Linked DNA regions of Homo sapiens: region 2 is linked to region 1. Evidence: read pairs that join two places in POLR2A ChIA-PET (ENCODE). Cell type or tissue: Caco-2. All regions are shown on one strand. Each heading gives the region's core, and the rest is flanking DNA. Links, peaks and the distances in the headings are about the cores only. Region 1 has its middle 19 kb from the start of SERTAD4-AS1. Region 2 overlaps SYT14 (synaptotagmin 14).

Region 1 (11,811 bases), core at 839-8,838:
TTGGGGGAAAGGGATCTAACGTACCCTAGTCTTGTGCTGTGCAGACCAGCCTGGCCTTCGGCAGGCATTACCTCTATCCAGATCTTTCCATGGAAGCAGCTGAGTCCAGGCATCAGGCATATGATTCTCCACTGCCTCCTCTGGTCAGCACACACATGAACCCATCTTTGATACTTCTAGACGCAGTGCTTTTTCTTCAGATACCCTCTAAAGTGACTGCAATGAACTAAGCTCTCAGATGTGGTAAGACCCTGGTATCCTCTCAGCCAAGAGATGAGTAGATGTCTCTGAAATACACTTGGCACAGCACTCAGATATCTATACCATCTTCAAAACTCACAACATCCCTGTGTGCACAATAAGCAAAAGATAGAGAATGACAGGCTATGCAAGGGATTTGCGCAAAAGGTTGGGGAGTTGATCTCTGGTCCAGTACACTGAAGGAAATCTGAGAAATACAGTGCTCCCTGTACACTGCAGAGTGAATCCACTCTCTTTAAGGAAAAGTCTAAAGACTGCAAGGGAAAGAAGACAGAATTTTTTGTTTCTTTGTCAAACCTCTTTAGGAAAACAGAAAAAAACATTTCAGGGACTAAAGGATTGTTTTAAATGTTTTTGCAGGAAGAGAGAAATGGCTTGTCTGCCCTTTCTGGAGCTGGGAGGGGTTCTCCTTGTTCTCCATGTCCTTAGATGCTGTGCTTTTCAATAAACCCACCAAACTGTATTTGTGAACAGTTATGGTCATTAGCCCAAGGAATCTCTCTCCTGTTCAGTTTAGGCACAGAGGTTGTGGGTTTCTCACAAGACTGGAGTATAGAAGAGGGTTAAGAGTAGGGGGTTTGGAGTTAGACTGCCTGGATGAAAATCTCAGCTCTGCCAGGGTAGCTGTGCAAGCTTGGCCTTGGCCAACAAGCCACTTTACCTCCTAGTGCCTCAGTTTACTCATCTGTAAAATGGAGCAGCACACATTATCCACCTCATCAGGTTGTCAGGATTAAAGGTTTTAATATCAGGGAAGTGACTCAACATTGCCTGGGTGTACATTATGGGTTTGCAGTGAACAAGCCTCCATGACTTCTCCATTACTGTCCTTGAATGCCCGGCAAGTGGAACCCAACCGTGCCAGATCCTCCTTTTGGTGGAAAGTATTCAGCCTCTTTGGTTCTGTACAGCAAGCTTGAAGTTAAACAGGGGGATGGTATGAAACCTGGGGTCCCAGGGCCCTTAGCTATGAAAGTCGTCATTGGTGACCTTGAGATATGTTTAGTATTTAAAATACCAAATCATAAAATCTTCTGAAAGTGGTTGCACAGGCTAACCCCACATCAGATTTCCTTACCTTTGGCTGGAATTAAATCAGCTCCAGGCTGTCACAAACTGAGAAGAAACTCTGACTGGGAAAACGAAGGCATTATCCTTAATAAATACAATTTGTTTGTCAGACAGAATCTTTCAGAACATTGGCTATGTGAAGGGAATAAGAGGTGTCCCTTACAAATGGAAAGATTAAAAACCACTAACCTCTGACTCATCTCTAGGATTTGCCAAAGTTCAAGTTTATTTAGTTGTTGTATCAAATAATTTTCTTAAACCTAGCTTTTACTCAGAAAAAGTACAGTATTAAGTTAGGAAAAAAAGGGGGGGCAGGCGCGGCAGCTCATGCCTGCTGGTAATCCCAGCACTTTGGGAGGCCAAGGCGGATGGATCACTTGAGGTTAAGAGTTCAAGACCAGCCTGGTCAACATGGTGAAACCCCGTGTCTACTAAAAATACAAAAGTTAGCCGGGCCTGTGTGGTGGGGGGCGCCTTTAATCCCAGCTACTCGGGAGGCCAAGGTAGGAGAATTGCTTGAACCTCAGAGGCAGAGGTTGCAGTGAGCCTAGATGGATCCACTGCATACAGCCTGGATGAGGAAGTGAGACTCTGTCTCCAAAAAAAAAAAAAAAAAAAAAAAGGCAGGAGGGGGGCAGGGGAGATAATTTAGACTAAACGCTATTCCTTGTGCTCCTCTACCTGATAATTTTGGAGGCCAAAGCAGAATTGTCTGGATAACCACAACCAAGGACACAGCCTATTATAAAATAACTGGGATACAGTTTCCATGTATAAGGTCAACTAGAGGTTGGTTATCCCTATTTCAAATTCTTATCCCTTCTGTTTTGCCAGTAAACTCAGAAACCCACTGATAATTTCAAAATAGAATTCCATTTACAAAATTACATTCTGTCTCTCTATTTTTGAAGAGTATATATTTTTCCCTAAGGTGAGGTTCATTTGTAGCAGGCTTGCTGATGGGTAGGTCCTGAAATGAGAACAAAACTGAACCATATGGCTTGAGAATGAGAAATGGGCAACAGAGTATAATGAGAGCAAATGCAGTGTTGTACCATGGGGGTCCCAGGACTTCTCTGCAAGAGGCTCCCCTCCTATCTGACTGGGCTAGGATCTCATGATTGGCAACATTAGTTGCCATTTGAGCCAGCTGAGAGAGGCAGTGGGAAGCCAGGACACCTCAGCCTGCCCAGGGAGGTCTAGGCTGGCCATCTCTAAACCTTTGTCCTCTCAGAGTTTGGAAAACCAGCAGCTGGAGTAGATATTTTTATTTCCCAATCAGTAGAATTTTAACCAGTTAAGATGATCAATTAGAATTCTCAACCAGCCCAATCTTGACCTAGCTGGTTTTAGGCAAGATGACTTAATGCACAAGGGACATCTCTATCTAGAGATGGTATTGGTCCCTGCACAGAAAGAACTCTTAAAGAAATTCTGGGGCCATTTATCTGGGTGTTTTAAGTGATGAATAAAGAAATACATACTAGGAAGAATCCTGGGATGGAATTTGTACGAATTAATTGATTTCTAACACTTGTTCTTATTATAGATCCAACAAAGCTTACCTCAATCTTTTAAAAATGTCCTGTTTAGGCCAGGCACGATGGTGCACACCTTAATCCCAGCACTTTGGGAGGCCGAGGCAGGAGGATCGCTTGAAACCGGGAGGTGGGGGTTGCAGTGAGCCTGCAGTCCCCACCACTCTGGAGGCTGAGGCATGAGAATCGCTTGAACCCCAGAAGCAGAGGTTGCAGTGAGCTGAGATTGCGCCACTGCACTATAGCCTGGGTGACAGAGCAAAGAGCAAGAATCTGTCCAAAAAATAAATAAATAAATAAAAGAAGAAGAAAGCAAAAAGAAAGAAAGAAGAAGAAAAAGAACAAATCATAACTCTTCATTTATTTGCTTAGAGTCAATCTATTGTATTGATTTCTGGTCAAATGACTGCTGTTTCTTAACCACAAGATTATAACCAACTTAGTGGTGAGAACTAGATTAGGAGTTAGGAAACAGAGTCTTGCCCAGGTTTGCCACTCACTAGCTGTCTAACCATGAACAAGCTCCTTCACTTCTCTGGATCTTGATTTTCCATCTGTCAAATGATGAGGCTGGATTCAAAGGGCCTCTAAAAGATTGTTCCCTTCTAACCTTCTCTTCTGATTCTAACAATTCCTGATTCTAACAATCAGGGATCTTTCTGAAGATGTTCACTTGAGTTTTCTGCATGTCACCCTTTCCTTTCCTTCCCTTCCCCAGAATGCCTTTTTTCCCTCCCAGTGAAACTGAGAAACTGCTTCTGGATCTTTCTTTAAGAACACATCTCTGAGTTTTCCTGTCCCAAATGATTGTTTTCTGCATATGGCGGCTAATCTATTGTCTTCTGTAATATACATTCCTCCGGATAGGCCATGCTTCCCCATTCTCACTGCAGTTCCTCTGCCCCTCCCCCTGGAGTGCTCCTGCCCCCGCCTCCTTTAGCCGATTAGCTCCACACACCCGGAGCCAGCCAGGCACAACGCGGCTCCCCCTGGCACAAGACTGTCCTCGCCTTCAAGCAACCAGCCTGTCTGCACCATGCAGGCAGGAGATCCGTGAACCCTCTTCTCTCTCATTCTTATGCGTAATAAAATAGCGGACTTTCCCCCTTCTTTTTATGAAGACAGTTCTTGCAGCTGTGACTATAACTGTTTTTTTTTTTTTTTTAAATACCAGCCAAGATTATGGTCCCATAACCCAATTAGTGTCATTTGGTTGTGGTCCAAGGGCTTCCCCTGCACGAGTTTTAATTTGGGGATCCCCGGAGGCTGCACTCCACATCTGTAGCCGGCCTGTTCTTCCTCTCCCCTTATTTGCTCGAGGTTTATGGGAGGATTAGCTGTGTGGTCTGGGAGGCGGCTGCTTCTCTTTCATCCTCACGGCTCTCGAGCCGCGGAGGAGCCTTTTACTTTTCATCATCAAGCCCTGGCACCTGGAGGGCGGGCAGCCCTAGCGACTGGAATGAATCAGAGGATGCCCTGCAGGCCCCGGGGGGCGCGGCCCTGCAAGCATGGGGGAGGGGAGGACGGGGGAAAGGCTGCTTATTGGGCTGCTCAGCACCCGGCCAGACTGCGCTGTGCTGGGACGGCGAGGGGGTGGTGAGGAGGGCAGCCGCAGTGTGAGGTGGCCCCCCCCCGCCCCGCCCCCACTCCCTGGCTGGCGAGGGCTGGCAAGGGCTCCGGGCGCTCATTGTGCAGGCAGCTGGCACCAGCTGGGAAGGGGAATTAGCATAACAAAGAGCCGGAGCGAGCGCGGCGCGGCCCGGCGGGGGCTCTGCCGAGCGCCCCGGGCTCGGAGGAGCCGCGCTGTCAGCGGCTGTGGCGCGCTCGGGCCTCCTGGCCTGAGACCCTCGGAGCAGCGGGGCCCGGCCCCCAGCGGGCGCGCTCTGTCTGGGTTCCGGCCGCAGGACTCGCCCGGAGAATGCAGTGGGTGTGGGTGTGTCCGGGACAGCGTGAATGGGCGTGGGTGTGTGTGTTCGGGTGAGTGTGGGTGCCCGTGTGTCCAAGCGTGCGTGTAACCGTGTCCCTGGGCGTGGGAATGCGGGTGTGAAGGGGTCACCTGCACACGGGTGGGGACCCGCCAGCCCTCTTCCCTTCCGCCCCAGGAAGGCCTCTTTGTTTATTTCTTTCCGGAGACCGCGGTGGTTCTTCAATCACCAGTTCTCAATCCTGATTGCACCTCGGAGCCCCCTTCGGGAGCTTTTACAAAACCCTCAGGCCTGAGCCCTACCCCAGAGGCTCGCGATGAATTGGACTCTGCTGAGGCCCCCAGCGGATGTTTCTTCAGACGTCCGCGTGGATTCCGACATGCGGCGTGGTTGGGAACCGCCGAGTACCCACTCCCACTGTCCCCAGCCCTGCTGCCGACCCTGGACGCCAGCGAGCGCCAAGGAGACCGGGGCCGGCTTGGCCTCGGGTTTAGGGCCTGGAAGCTTATCCTTCGCCTTCACTGGTTGAGGTCAAGTGCACATTCCCCCGACACTAGCGCTGGGTCTTAGGCTACCGACTGGGCAACCTCACCTCCATTATTGCATCTAAGCCTTACAGCAGCCCCATGGGAAAAAAGCTGTCGTGAAACGAAGCTCAGTTGAGTGTCACAAAGGGTCACAAAGCTAGGTATTCGACCCACCGAATTGGAGTCCAGGGCTATGGGACTCCAAAGTCCACGTTCTTTCCACTGTAATATTTAAAAATAAAAATTAAACAACTAAATCAAAAACCACCGCTGCTTTTCAAGTGCTGCCAAGACCTCAAGCTGACCAGGTCCCTGGAAAAACCCTGGGAGGACTCTGGAGGAGGCGGGGTTAGGGTGTAGCAAGACTCCTGACCCCAGAAGGTAGATACGGCCTAGACGACGTCACTAGAAATTGCCCGGGGCGTCTTCTCTCCAGCAACCTTCTGCACCGCCTTCCACCTGGGTAGTCTCCCTCCCCGTCCCGGCCCTTCCAGGCTCCAGCTCCCCACCCCCTCCCTACAGGAAGGAAATGTGACAGCACAAGCCGTTCGCCATCACCCAGGAGCTGTCAGCAGCTGCGCAGCCCGGGGCGGGAGAGAGCACCGCGGTCAGAGACCCGGGGACCGGGGAGCTGCACCACCGCGTTCCGGGCCCCGCGCCTGGGCTTCGCCTCGCTGCACCGCGCCTGCTTGCTCCTAGCGGGAGCCCAGAGTCTCCGAGTCTCCTCAACAGCTTCGCGACAGGAGTCTCTTGCCTCAGCTGCCTGAGCAGTCCTCCTGGAGAGGGAGGAGAGGAGGATGAAATGAGCTCTGGGCTCTGCTAGCCCCAGACTCCCCCATTACCCAGAGGTGTGGGTTTCCACGAGTGCAGGCTCCAACCAGCGCCTTAGCATCACCAAGCTCCAGAGGGCCCTGGGCTTCTGAGGCCACCCAGGCCCACCCACCCTTCTCACAGCAGGGGAGATAAAGGTCCAGGGAGGTGAAGTGACTGGAGGTTTCATGGCCTCCTGACTGCCTGCCCAGCTTTACTCTGGCTGCACCAGACCCTTTAACAGGCAAACCTGTCAGTGCTTACTTACCGGGGACATTTTCTACAGAGAGAACCTCAGTGCTGGGGAAAGGAGTAACTATAGGCTTGCAGGCAGCATCTGCCCACAAGGTGCCCTGGAGAGAGGGAAAAGTTGGAAACCCTGGGCCCCCAGCCTGAGCACTACCCAGTTTGAGTTTCTGGGGCCTGATGGGGCTGGTGGTGGCTGCTGTTGTTATTATTAAGAGTTCAGAATTCTCGTAGGTTCTAACAACTGTGTTCATTCTCAATAAATGGTTTCTTAATAATCGTTTTAATTAGCAAAAAGGCTGTCTTATTAAAGCTAATTAAAGGCAATTTGGGAACCTTATTTTCATACAATCATAAAATTAGAGAAACAAGAGGCAGGAGAAATGGGAAAAGTCTCAGCTTTTCTGCAGAGGGGGCAGGGAGGAGCTGGGGAGACCCTACCTCCAAGCCAGGCATGCAGAATGCCAGTGCCCAAGGGGGTGGACTGGAGCTCCTAGATTTGGGTGTGGCCTCAGGCAGTGCTGGGGACCAACTGCTGAGAGGGATACTCTGTTCACATCCTCCAACTGGAGTCTCAGAGTCACCTGAACTCCTCCCTCTGCTCTCACACAATTAGTCAATTCTCTCCCTCTAGCTATCTTTACATTGAAAAAGAAGGTGCTACTATTGCACCTCTGCCATTGCACCTGGCAGCCATAACCTAGGTGGTTTAGCATCCATCAGGTGCCTTAGCATCACCAAGCTCCACAGGGGCCCAGACTTCTGAGCACCCAGGGTTATCTACCCTTCTCACAGCAGGGGAGATTAAGGTCCACCGAGGTGAAGTCCACAGCCTCAGCCCTGCCCAGGGTGCCCCCTAAGTCCCCAAGCATTTCCACTCCATCCATTCTGTAGCTGATCATCCTAAATCACCAGGCAAACAGGAATACTTTACCTCCCAGGTTTGACTTTCAATGCCCTCCAGACCTCAGCCCAGGCTACATGCCCAGCCCCACCTTCTGCTCCCTGGGGGGAACCTTCTGCTCCAGCCACTTCTGTCCTCTCAATGTCCTCTCTTGCTGACCTGCAACTTTTCACCTCCCAGCCTTCACTCCTGCTTTTCCCTTAGCCTGGGATAACCTCTCCATGCCCCCACTTATACAAAGAGTAACTTGCCCTCAAGGCCACTTCAAGGTCCACATTTTGTGTGAAGCCTTTCCAGGGCTACTATAGGTCTGTTCTGTGATACATAAAATGTAATATCCCCCCTCTCTAGAATTACTTTTCAACTAGAATCATAGTTTTGGGGGAGATTTTTTTTGGAAGGCATTATAAAGTAGAAATTAAACATGGGCTTTGGAATCAGAGAGCTTAGTTACAATCCTGGCTTCCTATAACTTTGTGACCTTGAGTAAATGTCTTGACTTCTGTAAGCGCAGGTTTCTTCATGAGTAAAATGTGGCTAACTATACCCATAACTAAGTTATTGGGATGGTGTATGTAAGTCACTTTACATAATGCCAAGCACACAATATGAATAGCTGTGGGACCCTTGTCCTTGTTGATGTGGGGGAATAGTTTAGAGTGACAATTTGTTGTTTTATGAGCATGTCCTCCAGAAAAAGAGAGCACCCAGTCAAAGGATAGATTCCATGGCTATCTGAACTTCCACTGCACTCATCCCTAGGGGTTCTAGTACCTCAGTACGCACCCCCATTCCTTCTCTCCAGGGTCCCTTCCAAATCCTAGGAAGGGGCTCTACCCTCGGGTCCATGGGATAGTGGTTTATGGGCACATACTTACTGTAAGTGTCTAGTGTCAGAACTCTACACAAGAAAGACACTAAACATGGGGTTAGCTCCTTGCCTTCTTGTTTTAAGTTGCCCAGTCTCCATCCTCAGTAGACCTCCCTGTAAACAACCCATTCTGGCAGGAATCTAACAGTCTAAAGGGCTCTCCAGTAAATTCTACCATAACACCAGGAATTCTTGCCTGTCCTTAAAAATGCAGCTTTGTGCATACATAGATTTTTTTGTACAGCAGGCTTTGTCCCTCTCCTTATCTGAAGGCCATGGGACAGTGGGTGGCCACGAATCTGCAGGGGGCTCCCCTTCTGTCCTTCCCTGAACATCCTCTGGATGAAACAACCATAGCAAAACTGACCTGGGAGGAAGAGCAATGAGCCCATGCATGAAATACTAGTGTTTAGCTGCCTAGTCTCAAAGCAATTGTTTAAGTAGGGGCCTCAGCCATGCTAATAGCTATTATCATAGGACCTTATGTCTATTAATGTCTCCTCAGCAGAAGGAAATGCAAACTTATGACATTCTGATTGTGATAAGCAGCACACTTTCACCTACGAGGGGCTGTAATCGAAGCAGAAGTGCCTCACAAATTAACTAGCAGTCGCCCACACATCAAGCACAGAAGATACTTTCTCTATCATAGGTAAGAAAGGGACTTATTTCTCATCCTGGAGCATCAGTGGCTGTGTCAGCCCCACCACAGCTTCTGATGGGACTGGAGCTACACTGACATGTATGATTAAAGCTCCATGTTATACCGCAGTGGCTGAGTTTTCAAGGAGATGGAGGAAACCTCACAGGACCCCTGGGGCAGGACACAACACTGCTCCTCAGAACATTCCTTTTAAAAAAGTTGTCATGAAATCCAATTAACCAGCTGGAAGGCCATCGTGGGCAGGCCTCCTCGGGGTTAATAAATAATAGAATATGCCCTACATTGGAAGGGGCATCTCTCTTTTCTAAGCTTGCAGGCTGTGACAAGGGCTCCTGGCAGGAAGAGACATGTACTACCACCACGTCCTGGTCCCTAAAACTTTGGTGAGTCCAGCAGTGAAGGTCCCCTAGACAGATGCCCAGAGTCCTGGGGGTACCTTCCCCCTCCCCTACACCGTAAGCCACAAATTCATCAACCCAGCCCCAGGTATGAGGGAATGAGGGGTCCTGTCTTGAGAGAACAGAGCATTAGAATGGGGTCAGGAGCTTTAGTTCTAGCTCCCGGTCAGTCTCATTGTCAGGCAAGCTGTTCACAGGCTCCTGTTCCCAGCTGAACAAGACTGATGGTAGAGAAGACTTCAAAGTGGGCACAGCAGGCTCTCTCTCACTGGTCCCCTCTCCGTGGCTGATCCCCCCGTGGGGAACACTTTACTTCTGTTAGACCAGCACTGCTCAATAAAAATACGATGCGAATCATGAATGTCATTTTCAATTTTCTAGTAGTCACATTAAAAAAAAAAGTTCATTAAAAAAAGTGACATTAATTTTAATAATAAAGGCTGGGCGTGGTGGCTCACACCTGTAATCGCGGCACTTTGGGAGGCTGAGGCTGGAGAATCACTTGAGCCCAGGAGTTCGAGACCAAACTGGGCAACACAGGGAGACCTTGTCTCTACTAAAAATTAAAAATTAGCCAGGTGTGGCGTTGCACATCTGTAGTTCCAGCTACTCAAGGAGGCTAAGCAGGGAGGATCTTTTGAGCCCAGGAGGTCGAGGCTACAGTGAGTTATGATTATACCACTGCACTTTTTTTTTAAATTTTTTTTTAATAGAGACAAGGTCTCACTATGTTGCCCAGGCTGGTCTTGAACTCCTGGACTCAAGCAATCCTCTCGCCTCAGCCTCCCAAAGTGCTGGAATTATAGGCATGAGCCACCACACCCAGTCCCTTAATTTTTAAAAAATAAAAAAAAGTTTTAAATTATAAAACATTTAAATAATATATTTTATTTAACCCAAATATACACAAATTATTGTCATTTTAACATGTAATCAATATAAACATTTTGACTGAGATATTTTATATTCTTTTTTGTCTTGTACTAAGTCTGAAATCTGGTGTCTAGTTTACAATGACAACACATATCAATTAGGACAAGACACATTTCAATTTCAATGCTCAATAGCCACATACTGCTAGTGGCTACCATATCGGACAAGTCAAGGCCTGGATCTCCGTGATCCCTTGTACAGGGAATCATGCAGCTCCCATCTGGCTCACAACCACATCCCCTCTCCTCTGGGCCCTCTGGGCACCATGTTCTTGCTTCTTGGGGACCCTTAGCCCATCCCCCTAGTTCACTCCCAGGGACTGCCCAGTGAAAACTACCCGGCACCAGAGGGTCAACGTTTTGGGGCTGGCCGGCTCTGATCTACACCCTCCAGCATCATCCCCACGGCCCAGAGAGGGTTGTGTGGGACTATCCTAGAGTGGCAGAGTCAAGGACAGGGGAGGCAGGTTGGGGGAGAGGAGGAGTTGCAGACAGTAGCTCCAGTAGTTTCTGGAGTGGTGAGGGCTTTAGTTAGAAGCAGACTGAGGAGCCTTTAATCCTCTCTGTTACCAGAGAGGAAAATGTGGGTGGCAAGTAAAGTCTTGTCAGGGAAAATACTGGCAGGAAGGTGAGCCACATGCCCGAGTAATCGCCGACTCCACCGCTCTCCTTTGATGTAGCACCTCGGTGCCATGCAGGCCAGGCCAGGCCTGTGACAGACAGGCCCTTCCTGGGCGATTGCAACTGTGTGTGTATGTGTGTGAGTGTGTATCCTGGCTCCTTCTCAAGCTGCAGATGCCCGTCTCTGCATGCCCTCAATCTGACAGCATCCCAAGGGGAGTGAGTCCTAGGTTCATGCTTTCTGAACCTCACATTTAGACATGTGGCCTAAGAAATTAGGAGTGTCACGGAGTGGACCACAGGCTGGGACAGATGATACTGTACTCACCATGCCCGTCCTACTTCCTTGACTGCTGTCTGCTACCTAGTGGAATAGCAGTGGATGAATGAGCACGTGACTGTTCCAGACAGTGGGCAGGCTCGGTCAGCAAAGTAGAAGAGGGCGCTGCAGACAGCAAAGAGCTCCAGTGGAAGTGCTGTTTATGGGCCTGGAACAGTGGAACAGGATGAAGCCTCAATAAGGTCCCATGGGAGGGTGAGAGTCACCCATTTGTAAGAGACAACATTACTGGGGTCCAGTTCTCAGGCCCTTGTGTGGTACCAGGAACTCTGCCAGCTCTAGCCTGATGTTGCCACAATCCCTCAGGCTTTAGAAAAAGGAAGGGAGCTGGCTGATTGATCACTCTTATACAACACTTTACAGTTTACAAAAAACTTTCACCTCTATTACGGTGTAATTCTCCCAACAATTCTATAGTGTTGGCAGGACAGGTATTGTTATCCTTATTTTATAGGTGAGAAAACTGTGGCTCAATGAAGGGAAACACTCTTTCCAGGGGCAGAGCCAAGATCAGCAGGCAGGCTTTTTCACAGAGCTCTCCAGAATCATTGCTCAAGCTGACCTTAGAGCAGGGCTCTTATAATTCGGGGGTCATAAATCCCTTTGGGAGTCTGATTAAAAAAAAAAAAAGCTTTGAATCCTCTTACTGAATAATGGACTTCAAACAGTCCATGACCCCCTTGAAATTTTATAGAAAATATTG
Region 2 (11,811 bases), core at 2,193-10,192, 150 kb before region 1:
AGAGTTACACTAAATCTAAACTAGCGCCAGATGCCTGGAGCTCAGCTGTGAAAATACACTTAGTTGGCCCACAGCTAGGCAAGGACCTAATATAAAAAAGCAAACCAAAGGAAATAAGGTGTAACATCATTACCAAACCAAAATTATACTGTGCTGGCATATCAAAAGGAACCTCAGAAAAGGATTATTATATTGAGGAAAAATATAACCACAGGCAGAAAAAAAATACTCTGATCAAGAAAACAGGCCTGGCGCAGTGCCTTATGCCTGTAATCCCAACACCTTGGGATGCCGAGGCAGGCGGATTGCTTGAGCCCAGGAATTCAGGATCAGCCTGGGCAACATGGCAAGACCCTGTCTCTACAAACAGTTTTTAAAATTAGCCAGGCATGGTGGCTCATGCCTATAGTTCCAGCTACTTGGGAGGCTGAGGAGGGAGGATCACTTGAGCCTGGGAGGTCAAGACTGCAGTGAGCCATGTTCACTGGATCATGAACTGGATCATGTTCATTTTGTACCAACATTCTTTCTCTTTCATCCTCCCTCCTGGATCCTACATTGTTTAGGCATCTACTCTTTTCCATATAGATATGAAGAGTGAAGCTGGCCCCATCCCCAGCTTCAAATTTTGATGGCTTCTGATTAATTTAAGCCAATTATGGTCATCCCATTTCTTCTACCAATGATGGATTTAGGAATAGACATGTGACCCAGGTCTGTGCATTAAGATCTGTGAGGCAATATGCTCAAGACTTCTAGGAAAGATCACCACTCTTCTAAGAAAAAAGGTAAAGGAGTAGATGGTGTGCTGACTCCCAAAACCACTTACGTTGGAAAATTTTTAATTGACTTTGTGTTGCAGTATTTAGGTATTACCGTTTAATTCAGTGGCTAATTAAATATGTACTTTTAAAGGGGCAGAGGATGCCAGTTTAATGATTAATAAACTATATCCATTGAGAATATATTTGGAAACAGTAGAAAATCCAACTATTATAGTTTTTTTTCTTTTTCTTTAACAAATAGGGATTTGTCTCAGGTGTCAAGTTTGGAGGTAGGTATTTAGTGATGTTTCAGATACCGGGCTTTTCATTTTCCTGCTTCTGCCTTCCTAGCTTTCATTCTCATACTTGTCACTGTATGGTCACAAGGTAGCTGCTGCTACTCCTCCAAGAGGGAAGCAGGCGAAAGGCAAAGGGACAAAGGGGCATGCCAGTAGAGTCTACCTGCTTTTATCAGGAAAACAAAAACTTTCCTGGAAGGTTCACTCTGAAATCTGCTTAGATCTCATTGGCCACTCCTAATCAGAATGCTGCTTAGGAGAAAAAGAGGTTATGGATGGAGTCAAGTCAGTCTGCCAGCGGTGGCAGCCACACATACTTACCTACCACATAAATGGATCAAGCCAATTAACTGCCTAAAACCACTTGTCTCTTTACTATTCTGGAATTCTGTGGGTTTTTTGGCTATGACTTGCAACATGTCTAATCTGTCTTCTTGAATTTAGCTTCAACTTTATTAATTCAGCCACTTTTTTACTTTTTGCTTACGTTATAAACTAAAGTTAGTACAGCCGGCCCTCCATGTCTGTAGGTTCTGCATCTGTGAATTCAACCAACCTCAGATGGAAAATATTTGAAAAAATGTATGGTTTCATCTGTACCAAACATACAGACTTTTTCTTATTTCCCACACAATATAGTATTACAACATTTACATAGCATTCACATTGTGTTAGACATTGTAAGTAACATAGAGATGATTTAAAGTATATGGGAGGATGTACTTAGGTTATATGTAAATACTACACCATTTTATAACAGGTACTTGAGCATTTTTGCATTTTGGTATTTGAAAGGGAATGGTGGGGTTAGAACCAGTTCCCCACATATATTGAGAGATGACTCTGTGGTTAGACTATTAGACTCACTAGGTAAGACATTTAGTTTTTCTTTTTTTTTTCAAAATTGGGGCCTCTGAGCAAATATGTAAATTTGTGCTACATTTGTGCAAATTATCATTTTTCATTTGAACCAAGCATTTTGGTAATTTTTAAATGAAGCTTATAGTTCTTATGTAACTTTTTATCTTAGGAAGAACAGAGGAACTATTGAATATTTGAACTGAACTCCATAACAATGATAGTACAAACTACTGTTTCAGGGTCCCTTTTGAGAAAAGAGATGCACAGTTCATTAAAAGAAAAAAAAAGATCAGTGTTTAAATTTAATGTTTAGTATTGCATTCAGGATTTATCTACAAAGACTTAGCTGTTCTTAAATTATTTACTGGACTCTGTTTCCTTATTTCCCTCCTGCCCCCAACTCTGTCCTTGTTCGCAGATATGTTTATTCTCAATCACCGAGGTAAATCATTGAGGTAAAAATTAAAAGGATAATTTAAGAGTGAAAGAAAATGTGGTTTCATGTTAACTGCTAGAGGTAGAGATGTCTACTATAGACAAGATGGAGTCATAATTTATAAAGAATACAGACACAGATGTAGAGTGGGATAGAGTGCCCTTATAATGGAGAAGAGACAGAACACAGCCTCCAGTCTTTGCAGATTGATGGATGTTCGCAAACAGGGAATGGGCCTGATTCACAGTGCACCTCATTCTAGGATTCTGGATCCAGGACAGATGTAGAAAAACATTTCTGACACTGCTAGCTGAATGCTAGTTTAAGTTCATCTCAGTAACTGAAGAATGTAGGTGAGTTCTTGTTGAACATAGGTGAAGAACAAGCAGAGGTATTATTATGTTTGTTTTTCCAACCATATTTGTATCGCTTTGACCCTAGGGTGGCCACAGATCATGGGGTAATAGATGAAGTATGTATACATCGGGATTGTTTTGAGAGAGACAAATAAGCTGTTTAATACTTATCACTCCCTAATTTTTATGATACATAACAGGATCTTTCTTCGTATATGACTTTTATTTTTCCTAATCTTATTATGCAGGAGGCAAGGAGTGGGAAACCAGATCATTTTATTTGTGCCTCTGAACTAGGGAAAAAGAGAAGTCATTAGTAAATCTAATAGTTATGTTGCCATCAATTTTTTGATCCAGTTTTCAAAAGTTATTTACAATTATTGTAGACTATACTGTGTGTTGAGGCTAATTGGAAACAGTGACCAGATTCTTAATCATTATCAGGAAACTGCATTCAGAGAATGAGAAGAACACCCCCGCTGGATGAATTGCAGCCACCACCATATCAGGATGACAGTGGTTCTCCCCATCTGTCATGTACACCCTCAGAAATTGGGGACAGTAAATGTGAATTTTCCCACTGCAGCAACAGTCCAAGATGCTCATATAACAAGTGCCCAAGTGAAGGAAGCACAGGTCATGAAATAGAAAGTTTTCATAATAAAGGATATGAAGAAGATGTTCCAAGTGACAGCACTGCAGTCCTGAGCCCTGAAGTAAGTAAAAGCACATAGAAGTTTGAAAATGAATGTTATTTGGAGGATAATAATCCTGTGCTTCTCCTCTTGGTAAGAAGAATTGATTTTATCACTTATTCCTTTGTAACTTATAGTACCAGTATCCATCCTTAATCTAATCTTTATCCAACAAACTTATCAGGAATGTCCCAACTAGTCTTCAGCTGCCCCCACTCCCCAACCCCAAGCCCCACCACCAAAAGAAGATGGGTACCTAAAGATGTTTTTTTTAAATACTTTGTATAAAACATTCTGGAATAATTTACCTGTTTATTTCATCTTGAGGTTACTATTTGTATTATTTTTATTTTATTTTGGATTTTTTTACTATTGGGAGGTTACTCAATGTTTCACAAGTCTTTCAAAATAATCTTATTGTATTTTCATATCATAGAAAATGCAAGGGATAAATGATGATCAGCTTTACTAATGAAATTTGAATCCATGGCTTCATGCATTCAGAGTGGCTGGTTGGTTGAGCTTTAAGTTTACTTACTGTTTCGGAGCAAAAATGTGAAAATTACAACAAAAATAATTTTGTGGCAGTTTTGAAGTATTACTGTATTCTAAAAAGAATTTGTTTTAATGTTTCTGTCATAATGAAAACTATATAAAGACAATCTAGAGTTTTTATAAGTTAGTATTTAGATTTACTTTCAAGTGTTTTTGTTTTTGTTTTGAGACAGAGTCTGTCTCTGTCACTCAGAACAGAGTGCAGTGGCACAGTCACAGCTCACTGCAGCTTCCTCCCACCTCAGCTTCCCAAGTAACTGATACTACAGGTGTGCACCACCACACCCACAAATTTTTTAATTTTTTTGTAGAGACAGGCTCTCACTATGTTGCCCAGGCTGGTCTCAAATTCCTGGGCTCAAGCAATCTTCCTGCTTCAGCCTCCCAAAGTGCTGGGTTTGCAGGCATAAGCCACTGCACCCAGCCTACTTAAAAGTTTTAGATTGCAAGTTTTTACTGTTTTTGTTCCAGACAACATTCAGTAATACTGAAATATGTCCGTATTCTTACCAGATGAATTTTCAGATCTGCTGCCAAAATTAAATAATAGGTGTAGTTTCCTAATACCCAGAACAATTAAGCTATGGATAGAATTTCCTTAATTTTAGGTTTTTCTTCTATAATTGTTAAAACTACTCTGTATCTGTTATTGCTTTTTTTAGTATTTCTAGTATTACAGTATCTGACCGAGAAGAAAATTGTATGCTGATATTTTAAGTTTAATATATCATTATTTTATGATTTTTCATGATGAATGTTTCTTTGTGTTCCATTACCTAAACAAATTTGAGACAGCTGTTTTGTAGCTTTGTAAACTACATATATAGCTCACAAGTTAACAGTGAAGCCTGGATTGTGGGATTAATAAACAACAACAATAATACCTATCATCACTTGTGTCAGGAATTTTGCTATGAGCTTTATGTAGTCTGCTCATTTAATTCTAACAACCACATCTTTAGGAAGTTATTATTTCCATTTTATAAATGAAAACATTAAGAGTCAGAGAGCTAAACAATTTGACCAAGTAGAAGCAGCTCTTAAATAGTGAAACTTTAGTTCCAACCCAGGTCTGTCTGACTGCCAAAACAGTGCTCTTAACAACTATATTATATTGCCTTTTTTGATCCAAAATGTTGTGTGTGAAATTACTTTGATTCAGTGGTACCCTCCAAACATTACCAGGCAAACTCTCTCAGAGGAGTAAAGGACCAAAGTAAGATGCTCAAATTATTGTGTGTGCATGTGTGTGTGTGAGAGAGAGAGAAAGAGAGTGTGTTTTAGTCCATTTCACATACAAAGCAAGAAGTAAGAGGAGCTGGATGAAATCAGAAATCCATTAACACACCTGGGGATAAGCTGTAAGTGAGTATCGGTAGCAAGACCACACTGTGTGAGTCCTGTTTTATGCAGTGCCCATACATCCTGTCTCACTGTCTTCTTTTCCATCAGCATTCCTATTTATGATGTAACAAGGACCAGAGTTGAAATTTGAACAAGGGTATCAAGAGCCAACAGCACACACTTGTTTGCTTTGTGGGAGAGATATAGTTATACTCCTGGCCACCAGTGAAGCTTGTCAACCTACTAGGCAGTTGTAGGTTTTATCTGCATTTCTTAAGTAGAGCACATGGGTGACAGAGCTGTCAGCCCAGAGGCTACATGATCGTGGCTTGTGCATTTCATCCCTTTCTATAGGTAACACTCATTTGATCCGTCAGATTTTCTATTTAATCTTTCTTTGGCATATGTTACAAGTTATTAACTATTTATATTTAATATCGTATGAATTCTGCCTATGTCTCACAAGCTGCTTCTTTACTCACTATCTATAGTTATCACACACTGTGAGTTTTGTCTGTATTTCAGAAGCTGCTAACTTGCTATCTGTAACCACTTCTTTGGAATTTCCTCCGTCCTGCTTATTTTTGTGTCTTCTGTAGTAGCATTGAATGTACTCAAACAATATAGCAAATGCACATTACAGAAATATTTAGATGTGAATGCCGATAGCCTATGCTAATATAAAATTCACTTTTGTGTTTTTTCAAGTTTATTTTGCATCCTTGTAATAGATATTATGTGTCAGATAGAAAATTCTCACTTTTCTCTTGGTTTAATCCAGGCTGTAGCTATCTTAGAGCCTATCTACATACATGATTAAACTGAGAGAGGAGAGAAGGTTCAGAAGAATTCCATGGGAAGGAGTTTATAAACGCTGTTGATAACCTATTGCTATCTAAATAAAGATTTTTTAAAACTGGTCCCATACCTTGAAAGGAAGGATTGTTTGCTTATTGCCTGTTTTCAGAATGCAGATAATGTCTTTTATCTGTCAGTGTTCCACCCTTTCAACATTGGGTTTCATAAGAGTTGTTGGAATTTTGAAAAAAAAGAAAAAACAATCAGGGCGGCACCAAGAGAAGTAAAATTCAAAAATAGCTATCTAGGACCTGATAAACATTTTTATTGCCTGAAAATCTTAGCTGTCGTGATGCTATTTTAGAAAATATTTAATTGAAATACCAAAGCCATATAATTAATAATCTTTAATTACCAATTATAAAGTAGTATACATTAACACATTTTGCTCTAAACCGTAAATTTTTTAACAGAATAAGAATATGTTTTGATTTTCTTATGCTACATTAAAAACTGAATTCTCTTTTGGGAATTTATTTCTTCTCCCCAAGTACTGTTCTTCTGTTGTTTTTTTTCCTGCATACATTATACCAACTAGCATATAAGATTTATAAGATCAAGGACTAACTGGGCATGGTGGCTCACACCTTTAATCCCAGCACTTTGGGAAGCCAAGGCAGGAGGGTTCCTTGAGCCCAAGAGTTTGAGACCAGCCTGGGCAACATAGACTTTTGTCTCTACTAAAAATCAAAAAATTTAGCCAGGTGTGGTCGTGTATGCCTGTGATTCCAGCTACTCAGGAGGCTGAGGCAGGAGGATCACTTGAGCATGGGAGGCCAAGGCTGCAGTGAGCCATGATTGTGCCATTGCATTCCAGCCTGGTAAACAAAGAAAGACCCTGTGTCAAAAAAAAAAAAAAAATTAAGGACTCATGTCTTTTTGGTTCTCTCTGCAGAAAGAAGCACTCTCCCGACCTAAAATAGGGGTTGGCACATAGTAGATACAGTAGTTACGGTACATGTTAAGCTGCTACAACAAAAAGACCCCTAGCCCCCACCAAATACAATGGCTAAAGAACACAGAAACTTAATTCTCTTTTGTTTAACAACAGTGCAGGGTGAGCAGGGGGCTTTGCTCTATGAGATTATTCAGGAACCCAGTTCCTTCTCTTCTGTTTCTCTGCCTTCCCCTAGGGTATTGTCCTAGTCCACATGGTCTGAGCTGACCCACACTTCCTGTTTGTATATCTGCTTGTGAGAAGAGTGAGACAGAGAGTAGAGAGCAAGTAATTTCTTATATAAACCTGATCTGAATGTTTCACACGTAAATTATTTTTGCCTCCCATTGGCCAAAGCTGAGTCATGTAGTCGTATGAGCTATAATAGAGGCGCTGAAGTATAGTCTCTTGTGGACAGTGTTTTTTTTTTTTTACACAAATTCTCACCCTGTCACTGAAGCTGGAGTCCACTGGCATGATCTTGGCTCACTGCGACCTCTGCCTCCCTGGCTCAAGCGATTCTCCTGCCTCACCTACCTGAGTAGCTGGGACTACAGGCACCTGCCACCCATGCCCAGTTAATTTTTGTATTTTTAGTAGAGATGGCCATGTTAGTAGAGATTCACCATGTTGGCCAGGTTGGTCTCGAACTCCTGACCTCAAGTGATCTGCCTGCCTCAGCTCCCCAAATCTTGTGGGTAGTATTTCTAGCTAACACTCAGGAAGGTTTTGTTTTGTTTTATTTTGTTTCGTAAATGGAAAAAGAGAAGACTGAGATTCAGTAGTATTCACTGCCACTCAAAATTTAGAAAATTTTAGAAATTTATTAAATTGGCCCACATTTTGAAATGAGAATTATTTAAGATTTATTAAAATACTTGAAGAGGCAAAGTGGTATAGTTGAAAGGTCAGAGACGTAGGTTTGACATTGTTGGTAACTAGCTAAAACCCCTATTACATTCTAGATAGATAGACTGGCAAGAATTTGAGACAATTACAGGAAAAATGGTTATAATTTCTTTTAATTTCATAATTAAAAACTACCGTTACAGCCTTTCTTGAACTTTTAAAATGTGTGTTCTGCCATTTTCAATAGTCATTAATGTTAGAAAATAATATGTTTTTAATTGTGTTTAGAAATTGAAGTAAATACAGTCTATGTTATGGAAAGTAAATATTTGACCGCTAATATTTTGAGACCTTTATTTATAGTTTCATATTTCACATTTCCATTGATTTTTAAGTCTAAATATCTTTATATTTTATTACAGATGGGGGTGTTTTAGAACAATCTCTGAAAACGGAACCAAATTTTTCCATAGCGTTATACTTTTATTTATGTTCTCTTTCTCTGCAGCCTGATACTGTGCTGTCAATGGCATTGTAAATGAAATTGAAAGTAAAATGTAGTAGTTTTCTACAAAAGGAGCAGATATACCCACTAAAGGATATATTTTAAATTCTCATTTATAAAAACATACATCACACTTTCTCAGAATTGTAATGGTGAATATTAAATTCTAAACGTGTCTTTATTATCATAAGTTTTGAATTTAACTTACTGCCTGTACTAATCTCGCTCTATAGGGTAGCTTTTGGTTGTAGTTGACTGTTAATTATTATTGTATTACTTTCTTTGTGGCAGAATTGTTTTCACATCTTCTAAAGAAATATCAAGTATTTATTTACATGCTAGGTTAAATAATTGAGTTAAAAACTCTAACATTTAAATTTTCTTTTCTTAGGATATGTCAGCTCAAGGATCATCTTCGCAGCTTCCTAAACCTTTTGATCCTGAGCCAGAAGCTAAATATGGCACACTGGATGTGACTTTTGACTATGACTCACAAGAACAGAAGCTTCTGGTAACAGTGACAGCTGTCACAGACATCCCAACATATAACAGGACAGGTGGCAACTCATGGCAAGTACACCTTGTTCTTCTACCTATAAAGAAACAGAGAGCAAAAACCAGCATCCAGAGAGGACCATGCCCTGTCTTCACAGAAACATTTAAATTTAATCATGTTGAATCTGAGATGATTGGAAATTATGCAGTTCGGTTTAGACTGTATGGTGTACATCGCATGAAAAAAGAAAAGATTGTGGGGGAAAAGATTTTTTATTTAACAAAATTGAATCTTCAAGGGAAAATGTCATTGCCTGTGATATTGGAACCTTCTTACAATCATTCTGTGAGTATCTCATCAAATGGCCTGAATACAGTTTATGTTCATGGTTTATAGTATGCACAATTTTAAAAATCTTTAATCAAGCCAACAAGTTTGTCAGTCTATTTTTTTACATAGTAATCATGCCTTTACAAAAATATCTAAGCCCTGGATAGATAGATATACTTTTTCTTACCTAAAAAAGTTGCCCTTGAAGATAATTTGTGATTTATGTCTTTTATTTTATCCTTCACAGAGTTTTGGCCCAGGGTTTTACATGTTTTTTGTTGTTGTTGTTGAACATTTATTAAATGTTTGATTATGAAGTCATCCAAACTCCTTATAGAATTTATTATTTTTTTTCCAGGTTAAAACTAGGCAATACATTAAGAAGTATCAGCCCCATATGTTATTTGCTGTATGGCAGAAAGGATTTGCCCTTACAGAATATATATACCGCTCCCTAGGTCCCGACTGGATATGTTTCCAGAACTTCTGTGAAATTATTTTAAAATTTCAAAATAAATCTGGCCTCATTAGACTTTCCACCCTTTTTAAACAGATTGTAAAGTATTTCAGGAGAACCCTTAAGCTTAGTACTTTGAGCTAGTTCTCTCTTTTCTCTTTTTGTCCTCCAGATGATAATCACATATAAATCTCTCTCTGTCTTCATATTTTTAACTAAATTCCCACAAGGCATTGCAAATCACAGGAGAGAAATGTCTGCACTGTTTATTTAAACCAGGGAGATACATTATGCCACATAGTTATTTAGATTATGAAAAAATCTGTGATATGCTGTAAGTGTGCATTATGGTTTATATTTATTCATCTCTGTTATATTGAATACAAAGCATTTTTAAAATATAAATATACAGATTTTAGAATAGGTTTATATTTTAAAATAAAGGTATACTATTTTAGTGTTGTTTTGAGCTTTTAAATGTGTAAGCTTCGGTCCAAGTAGTTTAGGGTCTCATCTCATTTACATCAGGCAACATTTTATGTTGTAAGACCTTGATTCACAGTCAACACCATACCAGTTTAACTAAATGATTTCAGTGTCTTTAAGTACAAAATGATGATGTAAATATAGTATATTCATATGGGTTTCTAGGATAAGACTTAATCTCTGTTGGGAAAATTGATAACTTGTTATCCTTTTAAATTTTCAGAATTATTTTGGGGAAATACCTTTTAGAAATAATAGCAGCTTAAAAGAGGGGAGAAAAAAGAGTTCAGGCAATATTTCGGAGGGGGGAAGAACGAATTTTTCATAAAATTTAATAATCTACAGTTATTAATATGATTTCTAAACTTCTTCATTATTTGGTCTGAGTGATCACTAGTTACTCTGTGGAAAATAAACGCTTATATAGAAATCTCATTTAAATTAGAAGAGAAAGACTCTGTCATCAAGAGGTATGTAATTTATCTGTTACCAATTAATTATGTTTTAATTACATTCATTTCACAAAGAGAATGAAGCCATAGAAAATAATACTGTCTTATCTCTGTTCAAACTAAGCAATTTTTTAATGGACCTACATTACGTGTGTTAGCTTCTAGTCATTGATTCTGTAATCTTTTTCTGCCAACCAGTACAATAATTTCTGAGGAAAAAGTGCCAAATAAATAGCTTGTAAGACATAACATTTATTTTTTTTAACTTTTATTTTAAGTTCAGGGGTACGTGTGCAGGTTTGTTATATAGGTAAACTTGTGTCATGGGGGTTTGTTTTACAGATTATTTCATCACCCAGGTATAAAGCCCAGGACCTAATAGTTAATTTTCCTGATCCTCTATCTTCTCCCACCTGCCACCCTCTGATAGGCCCCATTGTCTGTCGTTCTCCTCTAAAGATGTAACATTTATATTTGAATAAAACTATCCATCTTCTGCCCTTTCTCTGTGTTGACATGCTTCTCAAATTCAGTACCCTGTATTTAATTGTTCTTTTTTGTCACTTTCCTTCTTTCTCCACCTTCTCAAAATCTCATTGGTTGCTTTTGGCTTCTGTGCTATCAGTTGTTTAGTCATTAAAATATACCAATAGAATGTATATATTCTATATATACTATAGTATTAATGTTCTCCCTGCTTAAGTTTTAATATTAACTTTGTGGGGAGATCTTGTAATTGCAGTTTACTTGGGTGAGTTTGGCTCTAATTTTTGTAAGATGCAATAATATATCTGTAAGAGATACACTCATAATTAAACATTTGTTCTAGTTGCTTTTTTTCCCCAGAGTCAGGGTCTCACTCTGGGAAAAGTCAGGGTCACCCAGGCTGGGGTGTAGTAGTGCAATCATGGCTGATTGTAGCCTGAAACTCCTGGGCTTAAGTGATCCTCCCACCTCAGCCTCTCGAATAGCTAGGACTACAGGTGCACACCACCAGGCCTGGCTAATTTTTTTTTTTTAGAAATCGAGTCTTGCTGTGTTGTCCAGGCTAGTCTTGAACTCCTGGCCTGAAGCGATTCTCCCATGTCAGTCTCCCAAAACGCTGGGATTACAGGCATGAGGCACCATGCC

Evidence for each region. ChIA-PET counts read pairs that join two places held together with the same protein. Peaks named below come from ENCODE experiments on the same cell type or tissue, not always from the same donor. Only the 100,000 strongest peaks of a DNase experiment are listed, where the experiment ranks them.
Region 2: POLR2A ChIA-PET joins it to region 1 with 15 read pairs; 2 of 35 experiments call an interaction of 5 or more read pairs at or near these places.

What each region holds. Positions count from the first base shown.
Region 1 is chr1:210,247,011-210,258,821 of GRCh38, forward strand. No RefSeq gene overlaps it. Among named protein-coding and RNA genes, the nearest start is that of SERTAD4-AS1, 19 kb to the left of the region's middle. RefSeq lists enhancers at 4,358-4,913, 5,469-6,023. In Caco-2, for the core only: no CTCF peak of the experiment used is centred there; DNase peaks (open chromatin) are centred at 3,821, 4,291 and 5,751; H3K4me3 peaks cover 1,873 bases.
Region 2 is chr1:210,091,162-210,102,972 of GRCh38, forward strand. SYT14 (synaptotagmin 14) reads left to right here. Exons shown (of 9, transcript NM_001146262.4): 5 at 3,161-3,432; 6 at 8,851-9,300. Among named protein-coding and RNA genes, the nearest start is that of SERTAD4, 140 kb to the right of the region's middle. In Caco-2, for the core only: no CTCF peak of the experiment used is centred there; a DNase peak (open chromatin) is centred at 5,530.